Linked DNA regions of Homo sapiens: region 1 is linked to region 2. A link is a loop called in an ENCODE intact Hi-C map of the cell type or tissue named here. Cell type or tissue: chondrocyte. All regions are shown on one strand. Each heading gives the region's core, and the rest is flanking DNA. Links, peaks and the distances in the headings are about the cores only.

Region 1 (8,334 bases), core at 267-8,266, 55 kb before region 2:
TTCTTTCTAGGTTTCAGCCTCATTGCGCTTCTAATTCCTGCAACATTACATGCCAGTTCAATCCTTTGGGCTTCTGTACTTTCTGTTTTCTGTGCCTGGAATACTTTCCCCCTACCTCTTACATGGCTGGCTCGCCTTAAGCCTTTAGGCCTTAATTTGAATACCTTCTCCTTGGAGAAGCCTTCCTTATCTAAACTCCCTTTCCTCCCCCAGAGTTACTCTATCCCTTCACTTTCTTTCTTTTATAGCACTTATCACCATCTGTATTAGCACATTTGCTTACCAGATTTAGTTGTTTATTGAATAGAAATGAGGGCATGAACTCTGTCCATCTTGTTCACTGCTATGGCATCAGTGCTTAACATACTATACCTGGCACATTGTAGGCACACATATTTATTGATTTTATGAATAAATAAAAATAGGTAGTAATGTATGTACGAAATATTGCTTTGTAAAGATAAGAGTTTATAATATACACGTTAGTCTTGGGCCTCCAATATTTGGAATTATAGTAGTTGTGTCCTTTCAGTATTTACCCGTTTTCACTACTGCACTCCACTCACTGGAGAATCAAGGGTTTGAGTTTTTATCCCAGCTCAGCCACTAACTTACTTTGTGACTTTGGGAGCTCCTTCCATTCCCTGGGGCTATATCTTCTCATCAGTAAAATGAGACTGTTGGAGGAAATAATCTTTACAATTATTAAGGCCAACTCTGATATCTATGGATCAGTGATTCTTTAACACTCTTAGGTACACAATTAGTGTGTTCATTGTATGACTGGAGAACCTGAGTCACAGATAAGCTGGGACATGACTGTCTTTCTCTTCATTTTGCTCATGGCCCTCTACTAGAGTGGAGAGCTGGTGCCTGGCTAGGTACCAAAGAGGCTTCTGGGAGATCACAGGACTTCAAGAGAGTGAACACAGAGATTATGGAAACCCCTTTTCCAGATTTCTATTGTCCTGTCCTGAATTCTTACTGGCTTCCAGGCCCTGTGCTAAGTACTTTCCTTGGACAAATTTATCAAATCTTTGTAACTATCTTGTCAGCCCTATTCACAGATAAAGAAACTGTCAGGGCATAGAACATTGAATAATCTGCCCAAGTAAGTGGCAAAGCCAATAACTGAATACAATCCAAGTTGTTCTGACTTCAGAGATTATGCCCTACCAACTACATTATGTCTCCTCTAACTACTCATATGGTTCTAGGCAAATAGGTGCTCAAGACATAATGACTGGATTCAACAGCATCTATTTACACCTCTGGGATCAACACGTTTTTTGCAGGAGTCTCTAGGCACCTGTTTTTTGCAGGAGTCCCTAGGCTTTATATTAACACTGGCCTGTTTGCATCCAGATCCATTCTCCACTCTTCTCCTGAAAATTACATTTGTTAGATTTCCTTGCTTTCTCACTTCTTTTGTCCAATGGGAGACATGTACAGGAGATTGGTGGCTAGGAGGAAGGGAGAACCCAGGGTATTTCTCCCACCACCTGTATCAGAGAGGTGTTTTCTGGTGGTAGCTGTATTCCTCCATGGCTCCAGCTCCTCTTGAACAACTCTTCCATTCATGGCACCTGCTTCCAATAGGCTGTCCAACCCATGATTTTAGCTTCTGCATGGCTTCATCTGTTATCCGTCCATCCCTACGAGTGGTAGCAGCTTTCTGTGTTTGTTAAATGCTAGGTTGCTGCATCCTCATCCTCTGTCTGGCTTGTTAGCTCTGTAAGTGTCATGCATTAAATGCTCGCAGTTTAAAAGACCTAGGGTGGTTTTTATTTTCCTGATTGGACCATGACCGGCACAGATACTTTCCACAATTCCAGGGCTACTCACATCACATAAATTGGTTTATATCCTTCAGAGCACATATTACAATCTCTAAATATTTTTGTTTGTTTACTTATTTATTGTCTATCTCTCTTCTGTAAGTAGATTGTAAGGTCCATGAGGAACTTTGTCTTGTATCCTGAGCATCTGTCACAATGCCTGGCACACAGGGGCTAAATGATAATGTTGAATGAATGCATCCATCAAAAAATTCCAAGTTTTTATTGGGTATTTACTATGTGCCAGTCACTGTTGTAGAAGATGCAGAAATTAGTAATTCATTGCCACTGCTTCAAAAACACATAATGCCATTTAAGTGAAAGGGGACAGTAAAATGTTCATATGACCATTGTGTTAGTTCGCTAGGGCTGTGCCATAACAAAATACCACAGACTCTGTGGCTTAAACAACAGAAATTGAGTTTCTTATAATCCTGGAGGCCAGAAGTCTGAGAACAAGGTATCAGTGGGGTTGGGTCTTCTGAGGCCTCTCTCCTTGGCTTGCTGTTTAGATGACTGTCTTCTCCGAGTCATCAGATTCTGAGGTACTGGAAGGACTTCAACATATAAATTTTGGGGGAAAACAATTCAGCCCGTAACATCCAGGAAATAAAAAGATCATTTTTAATCGAGACAGTGAAATCGTAGTGCTATAGGAATCAAATGAAAGATGACAAAATCAGGGCCTGGAGGTATTCCTGGAAAGCTTTCTAAAGGTGGTGTGCCTGGTGCCAGATCTTGAACAGTCATGACAGTTTGAATGGGCTGGTTGGCAGGGGAGGTGCATCCAAGATACTGAGCATGAAAGAAGGCCCAGAGATGGGAAAGTGAGAGAACATTGTGGAATCACTGATGCCTGGGTTACCAGACTTGGGAGGGAAGTTGAAAGGTCATCCAGGGCAACCTCCCATTTGATTCAGGAATCCCTTGCCAAAGGGTCATTCAGCTTCTGCTTGTACACCTCCCATGATGGGGTGCTCATTAAGGTACTGCTTCTATCTTTGCCCAGCTCTGCATGGACAAAACAACAGGTTGGATGAAGTGCAGAAGTTGTGCTAAAAAGAAGAGGACAAATAAAGTACGTGTAACAGGCCAGTGATGTCTTCATGTCAATTATCTCCAGGAACTTCTTTCTAATATCATACTGTAACTCCTTTTACTTTGGTTGCAACCTCTGTTTTTGCAATTCTGTCTTTGCCTGACCTGCTCTTCTAGTCAGGAGCCTTGGATTCTTGTCTTGTTTGGCTGTGCTACTTTAAGCAGAAGTCTTTCAATCTCTGGGCTTCAGTGTTCAAGTCTGTAATGGTGGGCAATTAAGAATCCTTGTTGTGTCCATCTCATAGAGTTACTGTGAGGATTATAAGGGATAATAACAGATGTTAGTGTGACTGACAAAGTCAATTTTTAGCCTAAGCAAAGGTACCAGCCTGTGTTGTGTTCCCCAGAGTTGGGGGAATCATAAAGAGGTGGGTGGTTTCTCCGTTTGCCTGTTTCGCTGATGTGCATTCAACTCATTCTCAGCAAAATAAGCAAATGGAAAATTCGTCCATCAACAAGCTACCTTTCATGTTCCTAAGGGCATGAAGGAGAAGCCTGGAGTGGTGTGTGTGAGATAGAAAGGGAGAGATAGCCGAAAGAGGCTTGGAAAGCCGCAGAGGGTAAAGTCGAGGATTTATCTTTTTTTTTTCTTTAATGTGACCTTATGCCCCTTCCCTCTTCCAAACCTCCATTTATTTATCTATAACTTGGAGATACTAATGGCTGCCTCTACAGGGTTGTTCTGAGAAGTGAAAGTAATGCAGATGAAAGCTCTCAGATAGTACACAAAGAGAGAAGACCCTAGGGGAGTATGCAGAGGGAGGGTGGGGGAGGGAGGCATGAGAGTGCTGGCTTGGCTCCACTGGGGCAGGATCTTATTATTCTGGAGATTGGCACAACACCTCTGGTAACTTTGGAAAGGACTTTCCGCTGACTCGACACAATTGGGAAGCCCCACAATAAACAGCATCTAACTCCAGCGCAGCGGGAGGCAGGCAGAGGTAGCAGCTGCCTTCTCCTGGGCGGGCGGAGGCTATTCGCCCCCATCCTCTCCCTGCACCCCACCCCCACAGTTCTCAAGCCTTGGTGGGGGACAAAAGCAGCCCATTAGGACCCCCCCACACTCGCACCTCTCCCTGCCAAGACCTCTAGGAGCAGCAGGGCGGAGAGACAGAGCCTGCCGGTTGGCATGGAACAAACTGACTGAAGGCGAGGTCCGGGGCGGAGGGGATTGGGTTGTAGGGCTGTGGAGGAGGGGCGGCGGAGGGGGCGCTGGGGCTCTCGCTTGCTTCAGCCCAGCCCTTCTAGTCAGCCCGCGACAACTCGCGCCAGCTACGGGGCCTCAGAGAAGCCGGACTTCGCAAGCACCATGCAGTGGATAAGGGGCGGATCGGGAATGGTGAGTGCATGTAACCTTGGCTTCCCTTGCTTGAGCCTCTCAGTCCCCCAGCCCCACCTCCAGTTCCTCCAACGAGCCACAAGGCAGTGAGCACCCTGGCCTCTGCCCACCGCCCTAGCCGCCGTCCTTGAGACACCAGTGAGCTTGCTGTGGCCATTTTAGGAGTCCCTGCTAGCCTGCCTGCCCAGGAAACCCCCCTACCATCCCCCTCCACTTTTCTATCTCCCTCTGAGATTAAGGTGGAATAGGGGTGGGGGCCAGATTATGTGCCCAGGAACATCCCAGGGGTCACTTGGGAGGCCAGAGAGGGAAGGGGGATGGCAGAGGGCTTCTCTGGAAGCAGTGAAGCTCGCAGGAGGCTGACAAGCTGGCACGGGGTTGTGGGGGGAGGGGACGGTCACAAAGCCTGGAATTGTGGAGGGGGCCTTATGGGAGAGCTGCATGACTCCCCCCTGCCCCCAACTAGATTTTCTGCAACTCCTTTCCCTGGTCAGCCCCAGAGCATGAGGGCCAGAGAGCCACTCTCTCTCTCTCAGGAAGCTGCCTGAGGGAGCCCTAAAGCCCTTCCTTGTCCGGGCTGGGGTCACCCTGTCCACACTTGGGGCTTTGTCAAGGAGAGACAGCTGCAGAAACCCACATTCTGGAAATGGGCTTGGGCCACAGTCAGTTAACAGAGCTCTTCTCTCCCTCCCAAGGAGTGTGTGCTTGTGTGTGTGTTTAGTATAATCCTCCAACAGTTCATTTTATGCCATGGTGTTCCCTTCTCCACCTGGAGACCTTGGAATGACTTCCTTTTGCAGAGAGGAAGTGGTGGCTGCATTTTGATGCCTCTCTGACTTAGCCAGGAGCAGCTTAAGCCTGGTTAGGGCCTCTGGGGAGTGGGAGGCCCCCATGACTTTGTCCTCAGCTGGGAGGCATAAGCAAAAGGGCCTTAGAAGGCAGTTAGGTTGGGTCAGCAGGCACTGATGGCAATAGCCCACACTTCTACGCTGCCACCCATAACCCGCAGATGAAGGAAAGTAGCCTGAAGTGGTTGGGCAAAAACTGATATTTAACTCCATTTTTGCTTTCATTGTGGAGGGGAAGAGGGAATCTGGTGTGGGCTAGGACTATATTCAGAGGGGCTGTCCTCTTCCCTTCCTCAGAGTTTTGTTAGATCTCTGTTTCAGTGGTTCTTAAGGGCATCCGGTTCATATGCCTATGTGCTGGGGCTTCAAAAGACCCTTCTTCCCAGACCTCCCTACTTCCCTGAGGTCCCATTAAAGCTGCATCAAATGTTTGTAGAACCAGAAAAGATTAGAGCAGGTAAAGACCTTAGAGTCCTTGCTGTCCAGCCAGGAAAGCTGGGATCCAGAGAGTGGGAGAGACTTGCCCAGGACCACAAACTCCTTGGAGGCAAAGCTGAGTCTAGCACTTGAGTCTCCTGACTGCCACAGTCCTTCCCCACTGCTCCACCAATCATTTGCTCAAATGGTGCTGAGAGGGGAAGAAAGGAACATAGTCATGATCTTGGGAAAGGACTTTCTTCAGGATGATCTAGTGCCATTAAATTTACCTGAAAGCCGGGCGCGGCCGCCCACGCCTGTAATCCCAGCACTTTGGGAGGCCGAGGCGGGTGGATCATCTGAGGTCGGGAGCTCAAGAACAGCCTGACCAACGTGGAGAAACCCCGTCTCTACTAAAAAGACAAAATTAGCTGGACGTAGTGGCACATGCCTGAGGCTGAGGCAGGAGAATCACTCGAACCCAGGAGGGGGAGGTTGCGGTGAGCCGAGATTGTGCCGTTGCAGTCCAGCCTGAGCAACAAGAGCGAAACTCCATCTCAAAAAAAAAAAAAAAAAATTACCCGAAAAAAATCCATGCCAGTCCTGGCATTTCTGGCAACTGGGAACTGGGTCAGGGTGAGACTTACTTCCTCTCCCAAATATATTGAAGTATAGGGGCCCAGAGCCACTCATTGACAACAGGTTAAATTAATGAAGAAATTTGAAGTTTTGCCAACAGTGTATGAGAGAGAAAAGGGTGGCAGACATCTTGTGGAGACTGTGTAATTAAGGATTGGTTGATGGGGAAAAATCTCATAATATTCTTAGAGGACTGAGACAATGAATATTATATGATGAAAGCATTTATTTAGCTGTTTACCAGAATTCAAGAGATGGGAGTAGTAAACTCTATTCTTGCCTGAGAGGCAGGGAACCTCTAAGTTTTGGCCTTGCCACTAACAGAAATCCTTTGGGCCTCAGATTTCTTACCTATTAAATGCGGATGTTAATAAGCACCAAAATTCCTTCTAGGCCTTAGATTCTCAGATTCCTAGAAGTATGTGTTGGATAAAATTTAACTAGTGGCTCATTACGAACAAATAGGGATTGTGTATCTAGCCACCATTTTATAACGTGGCTAGCTGAAAGATCTTTGCTCCTTGTTCTTTCGTTTGCAAGGTGCCCGAAGTACAAACTGAGCTTTTTATAACAGTGAGATTTCTTTTTAGTACATTTGACTGTAGTAACTTATTTCAAGTGTTACATGTAAATCGTGGGCCTTGAACATAAAACATTGTTCAAGATTTTACAGAATAAAATCTGTCTCATAGATACAGGATGCTAAACTGTGAGTTCACACTGGACGGTAAATTGTTATTTATTCTTGGCTTCTTTCTGCAATGCCAGTTTGTGCTGGGTTAGCCAGTATGCCTAAATTGGAAAGAACACTGTTCTCAGAGTAACAAATCAGAGGTTTAGGACCCGGCTTTTATGTTTCTCAGTCCTGAAACTATTACCAATTGTCGAACCTACTTTATTCTCAGTATTCTCTTACATAAAATGGGGATAAAGTGCCTTTTTATAGGTACTATCGGGTCATTAATTTATTCAACACAAATGTAGGGGATCTGCTATGAAATGACACTGATCTAAGTTCAGGGGAGATCACAATGAAAAAAAATTCCTCACTTTCATGGAGCTTATATTCTAGGGGTTGTGAAGTTCATTAAACCATAACAGAAATGAATATACACTATGTCAGGAGGTGGTAATCACTAGGAAAAAAAATAAAACCTGTTAAGAGCATAGAGACACATGGGAAGTTGGATGGTATATTAGATCCATCAAAGCCTCACTAGTTAAGGGGCATTTGAGCAAAGATGTGAAGGAAGTGCAGGAACAAGCTCTGTGTATATGTTTAGGAGAAGAGGATTTTAGGCATAAAGAACATCCAGAAAGAACACAACTGGTTTGTTTAAAGAACAGCAAGGAGGCCAATGTCCTTGGGATAAAGAATTAGTACATGGAAGAAGGATAGATGAAATCAGAGAGAAAACAGCCACTTTTATAGGGCATTATTCTGAGTGAGATTGGGAGCCATTGAAAGGTTTTGAACAGATGAGGGACATGATCTGACTTAAATTTTAACAGGAGGCTAAATTGTAGTGGGACAAGGACGAGAACTGTGAGGAGGCCCAGGTTAGACGTGATGGTTGCTTGGATCAGGGTGATAATGGTGGAGATGATCTATATGAAATGACTGACATCATTGTTTATAGATGATACGTGTCTTTCTCCTTTCTGATCACCTGCTCGGACCCTCAGATCGCTAAGAGTGGGGCTAGAAAGAACATAGAGTGGGTCTATACATGGAGGGGCATTTCATATCTAAGTCAATGTTCGAGTGATCTGCTTTTGGACTTCTGACCATGGTAGGGCTAATTGAGACTTGGTTCTATGTGGATTACCAATAAATTAATACCCTGCTTTCTGGAATTCTGGAGAAGAAGATTAAGTGTATTATTAGCACTTCAGTGTTGTGGTACACCTACTGTTTATCTGTAATATCTAGAATGGATCATTTTTAATAGTCTTATATATGAAAAAATTATTTTCAGTAATAATCAGTACTATTTATTATTTTCTTGATTTATTCTTTTATTTTCAATTACCGAGGAAAACAATACATTTTAATGGTAAAGATATTCAAATTCAAAATTTAACTCATGTATAAACTACAATGTGCACTCACTAAATAGAAGTATTACACCTTTCAATTTTCATTGTTTCACTG
Region 2 (8,334 bases), core at 31-8,030:
TTCTGGTTTCTTTTGAGTGGCCCAGTGCAGTAAGAGGAAATTCCTGCAATATAAACTCTCTGGTCCCAGAAAGATTAAGACAGTTGGTTTCAGTGTGGCACGTGATTCAGAATCACTCTGGTTGCTTGTTATTAATAAATATGGTACGGTGGTTCTGAGCAGGGGTCTGTGGACCTCACATTAAGAAACAGTGTTGTAATGCGTCAGAAGTGCCAAAATATCCCAGAATAACTTGACAATTACTCCTGTTTCCAAGATATTTTGTAGATACAAGCTAATGTTTATCAGATTGGGAGCTGTTGTAGTATATAGGACCTTCTCTAGCCAACATCATCTAGGTTGGCCATTCAGAAACATGTCTTCTCTCTGATCTGTGCAATCCTTGGCCCATTTGGCTGCATTTTCTTTAAAGGGGATCATTCTCTAAACAAGACCAAGTTCTTAACATTGTGAACTTTGAGGCAGCAGCTGGGTCTCACTTCAGAAACTCCTGGGCCCATTTGGCTGAGCTACTGGCTTGGGTTTCTTACCATCTATTGCTAAGGTCCAGACAAGCAAGCAACAACCCTTTTCTCATCTGTTGGGTCACCATTAGAGCAGAGATCACCTTTTAACTTCCTTTGGAAGAAGTGCAGGAAGAAGCTGTTCTTTGTTATTAGCCTCAGTGAGAAAATATTCTGGATGGCATCATGCCCTAAGGGGCTTCTCTGGGTTTTCCAAGCTAAAATGTCCTAAAAGGTCCTGGAAAGTGTGAATCGGCTTATGACCACTGTTCATATTGGGCTCTAGATCAGGTGGTCTGTCTTGCTCAAGGCTGACCCCATCTAGGCCTACCTTTTGTGTCTGCCAGGTGTGGCTGAACAGTAGATCTTTCATTTTATTAAAGTGAAAACTGGATAGTATAATGGGATATTGAAGGAAACTGATGTGTAATGACTCACAAATCACACACCCAAATTAGGAAAAAGATGATTTTGTGTCATGAAAAAATATATGTACATACTTCCATTCAGCATATTTAGAGTCATTATCACTTGAGTGCATTAATTATTCTGCCAAGAAATGAAATTATTTACTTGTGGGCAATAGCAACACCCACATTGAAACTGGAAACAATCAAGTGCAAAATGTTAAAACCTGAGGAAAAGAAAAAGCAACTCTTGGGATGTTTTTGATATTCACAGTGGGATTTTTCTTACCTAGCATCTATCTCTGCCTCTTTCCCTGGTGATCACTGGGCACCAGTGCAGATCTTTAGCAAAAACTGGCCTGCCATAGAAGCCACCTAGCAATAAATCCTGGCAACAATGGACTGGCATATAGGGCAGCTGGGTACATATTATGTAAACAATTTCCTTGGCCCCATAAATTGTTCTGCCACCTGACAGAGATGCTTACTCTATTGCTGTGTTCTGCCTCAGAGTTTGCTTGCTTTTAGAACTCAAGTCAGAACTTTAAGTGGAGTATACACATTGTTCATTATGGATTAAGCTTATGTTTTAGACCTATCATTCAGAAGTATATACTCTGGTTATTTGAAGAATAACACTCTGGTCAGCAACTTGAATAGCTCTTCCAAATTTTTGTTTTCTGCTTATCCTAGGTAGATAAGGTTACTGAAAGAGGCAGAGAGAGAGAGAGGATGCAGCCTGGAGTCATCAGAGAAGGGATTACGGAGTAGGTCGGCCACAATCACACAGCTAGGAAGAAGCAGCCTGGCCCCAGTGTCGCTACGTGTAACCATTGGCTAAGGATATGGCCAAATCAGAGGCACAGAAGTAGGATTGATCATTATTTTATTGGAGGCAGTAGCAGGCCATCCAGTGAAATGTTGAGCAGGCAGTAGGAAATGTGGGACTGGAGGTGAGTGACAGCTGATGTCATGAGAAGGATGCAAGAGACTCATTTTGACAAGAGTGGTGGAAAGCCCCTGCCTTGTTAGAGGTAAAGGTTGGATCCAGAGATGAGGCTAGATTAAGGAGAGCTTTGAGATAGTGGGGAGTTACTGAAGCTTCTTGAGCTTGAGGAGTGATACTAGCAAAAATGCTTTAAGATTCGCATCATTAAGGCATAGCTTGAGGAAGGGACAGACCTGTAAGGGCCAAGGAAGCCGGTTGGGAGACAGTTTGAGCTGATGAGGACCAGGATAAGACAGTGGGAATGAAGAGAATGCGTTGTATCTGAGAGGGAGAGACATGAAGAAGAAAGAAATAGCAGGGCCAGAAGATTTTCCTTAAATGGGAAAAATTGAGAAGGAGGGAGAATGGGGGAATATGATGAATTTTGCATTTTATTGGAGGTGGTAGCAGGCCATCCAGTGAAATGTGGAGCAGGCAGTAGGAAATATGGGACTGGAGGTGAGCGAGAACTGATGTCATGAGAAGGATGATTCATCTGAAGAACTAAGTGGAGAGAACAAAAAGCAAAGGTCCCTATTGACTTTTGAATGCGGCAGTCAAGGGTTTAAGTGGGAAGCCCACTTCTCAATTTTCCCAGGTAGTCTGACTGTGTTGCCAGCAATGCTTGAGTGAGTTATCTTCAGGAAAAAGTTCTCATTTTTTTGAGCAGAAAGCAGTAAAAGCATCCTATCAAGCACAAAGAAGGGTGAGGAGAATTAAGCTGCAATAATGACATCCCCGTCCTTTGCAGAGTAAGTGTTAGCCTCAGTAGAATACCAGAGCTGGAAGGGACTTGAGAGGTCATCTGTATGGTTCCAGTCTGTCACTTGACATGTAAAAAAACTGAGACGGGCTGGGTGCGGTGGCTCACGCCTGTAGTCCCAGCACTTTGGGAGGCCAAGGCAGGCGGATCACCTGAGGTCAGGAGTTCAAGACCAGCCTGGCCAACATGGTGAAACCCTGTCTCTACGAAAAATACAAAAAATTAGCCAGGTGTGGTGGAAGATGCCTGTAATCCCAGCTGCTTTAGAGGCTGAGGCAGGAGAATCACTTGAACCCGGGAGGTGGAGGTTGCAGTGAACCGAGATTGCACCACTGCGCTCCAGCCTGGGCAACAGAGCAAGACTCTATCTAAAAAAAAAAAAAAAAAAAAAAAAAACTGAGACAGGGAAAGGGACCTGTCCAAGATCATTTGGTGAGTTACTGGCAGATTTTCTTCCAATAGCCAATCTGAGTCTTTACTGTACACCATGGTACCTCATAGCTATTGTTGGGGCAGCCTGGTTCACACCTTCCCAAAAATAGGGAGGATGATTATCCTTCAACACTTTGGGCAAGATAGCCAGAGCGTTTTCAAGGCTGTATTAAAAGGAATCTAGCTTTTTCAGGAGAGAGCATAAAATCTCAGCTTGTTTTAGATATGCTTAAGGGAGCAAGGGAAAATAATTTGCTCTTGCCCAAGTTTAGCTGTTCAGGAGAAGGGGGCCTTCTGAGAGGATACGGGCAGACACCAACCTGAGAAAACCTCATAGGCAAACCCCTGTCATGTCCCTCCTTTTCCTCCTACGGAGCTTCTTGGAAGGCAGGTCCAGCTCATCTACCTTCATGGCAATTGGCATATTTGCTATTCCATACATGTGAGGTTCACATTTTTTAACCCATTCTCCCTTCTGCTGCTTCTTATTAAAACACTAATATTTCTGACAGCCACCAAGGCTAATTAAATGTCTATTTTGGGGGTGGTGCTGTTGAACTAGAGGGGAAGAACAAGAAGTTGTAGATAAGTGGCATGGCTCTAAAAGACTGGGTGACAGCCATAATCCCAAGTTTTTTCCTGTGTTAACACAGCCTGACATTGGGCATGCTGCTTACATGACCCCAAATACCCTTTTGCAGACATTTACCAACAACTGAGGAAGGCCTTGTAGATAGGAAGGGAGTGCTGGAGGCAGGGAGCACAACATATGGTGTGGCATGGGGAAATCTGTGAAGAATGAGGCATCAGAAGAGGCAAGGGTAGGGCCTACACTAGGACAGTCCATTAGGGCAGTGGTTCTCCAGATGTGATTCCCAGACCAGCAGCATCAGTATCACCTGGGGATCTATTTGAAATGCAGGTTCTCAAGCTGCACTTCAGACCTACCTAATCAATACTCAAGGCCTATGTGGCCCAGCAACCTGTGTTTTAACAAGACCTCTGAGGAACTGAGAATCACTGCTGTAGGTCATTCACAGGGTGAGCTGGTCCCCCTCCCTGCCATTTGACTGGTTCCATGGGGGACTGGCAAATAGCAAAGCTGTAGAGTAAGGCCAACTGGAGATTTAAATCTGCTCCACCACCTACTAACTGGGTAACTGTGGGTTACTTGTTTTATCTCACAAGTCATCTTCAGTAAAAATGGAGATGTTAATGCTTACATTGGAGAATTATAGAGGTTGAAATCACAAAAGAAAGCCCTTTATCCAGTTTGCAGCATATGTTTTCTACAAGTATAAGCTTCTCTTGCTTCGTCCTTCCCTTTATAACTCTTTTACTTTCCTTCTGTCTTTCCCATTTCTTCTTCTGTTCCCACTGAAAGGGTCCACTGGCCACCCCAAGCTCACTGCAAACACACATGCCTTTTTTGGTCACAGAGACCAGCCTTAGATCTCAGACTCCCAGTGCCTCCAGGGTATAGCAATCATATTTCTAGGTTAAAAATCAAGGCACATGACAGCTGATAAACAGATATATCTACTTTGGGGAGCAATTAGATAGAATATTTGATATTAGGATTGTCTTCGGAAATCTGGATACAAAGAAATAATATCCTATTCTGTCTTTAAGCATAATGCAGGACTCTTAACCCTCCCCATCCTCTTATTCATGTCCAAAAGTTTTGTTGATGTGGGAGTGGGAAACACTATGTGTCCCACTCACTTGTAAGTCTGAGCAAGAGCTTCCCTATATTTAGTGCTTCCTCTGAAATGTCCTGGGGATTGGGAATTATTTTGTTAGAAGCCACAGTAGTGCTGTCCTAAGGCTCAGAGCTCTTTGAGTACCTTGCTAGAATGATGCTGCTCCATCTTCTGGCTTTATGATAGGCTTGCAAGATGAAGGATGGTAACAGTTGGATTTTGGCAGGGAGGGAATATAAACCAGTTTGGGAATAGAGAATATAATCTCTGCTATAGCTACTCCCAAATGGCCTTTTCTTGGTTTTCTTTTTTATAGCTCTGTACCATTTGATAATGTTGATGAGCTCTTGCTGCTTGAAACTCTTGTCTTTGACTTTTGAGAGATCATGCTCCTTTGTATCCTAATGATGTGCTAACAGCTTCTTTTAGTTTTATTTATGTAGCTCTTTTTCTGTTCCTTACCTCACATTCCATCTTTAAGCATAAATCTTGATTTCCCAAGGCTTCTGGCCTTAGCACTTTTTTCCAGGGCAAACTCTGATTTTCACAATTTCTTCTGGGCCATTGATTCCCAACCCTGTATATATACCCTAATCTCTCTTGAGCTTCCCACCCACCTGCATGTCCTGCTGGCCCCCCATATTTAACACCTTAAAGAGAAAATTTGTCATCACTTCTTTTGCAAAGCCAAGCCAATATTTCCTCCTAATTTGTCCTATGCTTTAATTGACGTTTGCACCCAAAAATTAACTTTGACCTTTTTCTTTTCCTCAGACTAGATTCAAGGTCCTTCAAACATGACTTCACTCACCTTTTTAGCCATCACTCCCTCCACTCCCCTTTCCCAACCCTAACCTCTCCAAACTCCACTACTTGTTCACCATCACATTTCCCAGTCTTCTTCTCTGAGACTTGGCTTAATCTCATTTCTCTGCTTCAAATGCCCCTCCCTTTCCTCCTGTATCTGGTACCATCCTACCCATCCTTTAAGGGCTATCTTCATTGCCACACAAAACCTTTCTATAGCCCAATACCCATGTGTAATCAACCTCCTTTCTCTGAAGTCTTGTACTAGGCCAGCACATGCCAGGCACTGTATATCCACCATCTGAGTTCACCCTCTCTATAACCCTGCCTGTGAGGCAAACATTATTACCCCCATTTTGCAGATGAAAAAACTGAGACCCAAGGTTGTATAGTTAGAAACTCTTTGGCTTTTGTGAAATTATACTCCTAGATGTCATAATTACATGCTGACAATTACATTTAAGTTTGTGTTTCTGACTCCTCTTCTATTCCTCACCTCCTATTGTCATTGCTACTTTCTAAAGTAGTAAAGCCCAGAATCGAAGGTAGGTATGCGTGCCCATAAAACCACCTTTGCGTCCTGCTGGAAAGATATGCATTGTTGGTACCTGGAAACCCTTTGTTCTTCAGGTAAGGACTGCAGCTGAGTCACAGTGAGCAGATCCCTGCACACAGTAGGAGCTCAATGAATGAATGTTGGATGGAAGATGGATGAGCAGAGCAAAGTGCATTTTAACAAAAATTGTAGCAAGTTAAAAGTTAATTCTGTACACAAATGGAAGATTTGGAACCAATTTCCAGGTTAAGTTTAGTTTACATTTTCAAAACAACTCAGAAGATGAGGGAGGAACATCCCTTTGCTCCGGCTTGTGTTTGTGAGGAGAGAACACAGAAGCCCCACACAGCTGTTAACGCCTTCTGGATTAGCGTTCCTCTCACCTCCATGCACATACCTGTCAGCTCTCAGTTCAGTGTTTTATACCCTACAAAGCAGATGGTAGAGTAGAATTATCCCCATTTTATAGGTGAAGAAACTGGGACCCAGAGGCAGAATAGTTTATAAGTTAAGAGCAGAGTCTCTAGAGCCAGACTGTGCCTCTACTGGAATAATGGCTTCAGTAGTTATTGGCTGTGTGAACTGCAAATTATTTAACTTCTTTGAGCTTCAGCTACCTCATCTGTAAGATATGAATAGTAATAGTTTTTCCTTAAAGGGCTGCTGTGAGGCTTGAATGAATTAATGTATATAACGTGTTTAGAATAGTGCCTGACATAATAGCGCTCTTTATTAGCTAACATCATCATAATTATCATTACACCTTTAGCTAGTAGTATAACAAGGTCTTAAATTCAGATTATTTTTTCTACCTGTATTCCCTCTCTGTGGTGTTATGTTAGAAAAAACACTAGTCCAGAAGGCTGACCATTTGATGACTGTAGGCAAGTTACTTTTGTTAAACCTCATCTATAAAATGAGGGCATGAAGGTGATGATCTTTAAAATTCTGTCCAATTCTGACAGTCATTGATTCTAAGTAGGCCCTGACAACAGGCTTGCAAGTTGGTTAGTTGTTTTTGTGACCACTAGGTCCTAGATTGGCTTTGTCCAGGGTATAGCTGAGCCTTGTGACCTGAGGGCCCAGGTATATCAGCTGGACTAAATGGGGGACAAAAGTCAGCGATCTGCTTCTGGGAAAAGCCAGGCATGGAGTTCCTGAAAAGAAGACTGCAAAGTAAAAAAGTATAGACAGTGGAATCAGCCAGATCTGGGCCTGGGAGACCTCAAAGAGCACCACAGATAGTGTCCTGAGCAGAAGGTTGGTAATTGATACTGAGATACTCTTTGACCCTTGATAAAAAGCTATGGATATAGCTTTAAACTACAGGTCTTAATGGTGCTCTGGGTTGGGGCTGTATGTGCTTACTGAGTTCTAACAATGCCCACTTGGGACCCATCTTTTCCAGGAGAGGGGAGACTTCTCTATAAAAATTTACTTTAGTAAGCCAGTGACCAGCTTTTCTTTTTCTTCACTGAGGCCAAAACAAGGAGAAATTGACTTTTAGTACAATTGGAAGAAAGCAAGTTCAACATAAAAATGAATGTCCTCAGCATCAGGGGCACCTATGATTAAAGGTGGCTGTGTACATCTCCTGTAGGGTTCTTTAAGAATAGGAGCCAACTGGCTTATGATATCATAGATGGAGTTCAGTATAGATAATGAGTAGACATTGGTAGTACAGTTTGATAATTGTAAGAGCACACAAAGTTAGAAGACCCAGCTTCATAATGTATTACTTGTGTTATTGGCTGAAGGACTAGGTCACCTTTCTGAGCCTCAGTTTCCTCATCTTTAAAATATAGGTAAATGGCCAGGTGCAGTTGCTCACACCTGTAATCCTAGCACTTTGGGAGGCTGAGGTGGGCAGATCACTTGAGGTCAGGAGTTTGAGACCACCCTGGCCAACATGGAAAAACCCCCATCTCTACTAAAAATACAAAAATTAGCTGGGCATGGTGGCGTGCGCCTGTAGTCCCAGCTACTTGGGAGGCCGAGACACCAGAATCGCTTGAACCCAGGAGGTGGAGGTTGCAGTGAGCCAAGACTGCGCCACTGCACTCCAACCTGGGCAACAGAGAGAGATTCCGTCCCAAAAAATAAAAATGAATGAATGAATGAATGAATGGTAATAGTGAGGCCCAGTTGATTCCGTAAGGATCAAGTGATGTAGTA

Evidence for each region. A loop is a pair of places that touch in the nucleus more often than their neighbours do. Peaks named below come from ENCODE experiments on the same cell type or tissue, not always from the same donor. Only the 100,000 strongest peaks of a DNase experiment are listed, where the experiment ranks them.
Region 1: it touches region 2 in a loop (3-fold over the local background); 3 of 110 quality-filtered maps call a loop at or near these places.

What each region holds. Positions count from the first base shown.
Region 1 is chrX:63,781,057-63,789,390 of GRCh38, reverse strand. ARHGEF9 (Cdc42 guanine nucleotide exchange factor 9) reads left to right here and starts at 4,177. Exons shown (of 10, transcript NM_001353921.2): 1 at 4,177-4,275. The coding sequence starts at 4,246. It overlaps MIR1468 (microRNA 1468), which reads left to right and starts at 3,304; the gene lies at 3,304-3,389. In chondrocyte, for the core only: no CTCF peak of the experiment used is centred there; DNase peaks (open chromatin) are centred at 4,190 and 4,290.
Region 2 is chrX:63,726,276-63,734,609 of GRCh38, reverse strand. The region is part of intron 1 of ARHGEF9 (Cdc42 guanine nucleotide exchange factor 9); the gene reads left to right. Among named protein-coding and RNA genes, the nearest start is that of ARHGEF9, 55 kb to the left of the region's middle. In chondrocyte, for the core only: a CTCF peak has its summit at 4,974 (motif pointing left); no DNase peak of the experiment used is centred there.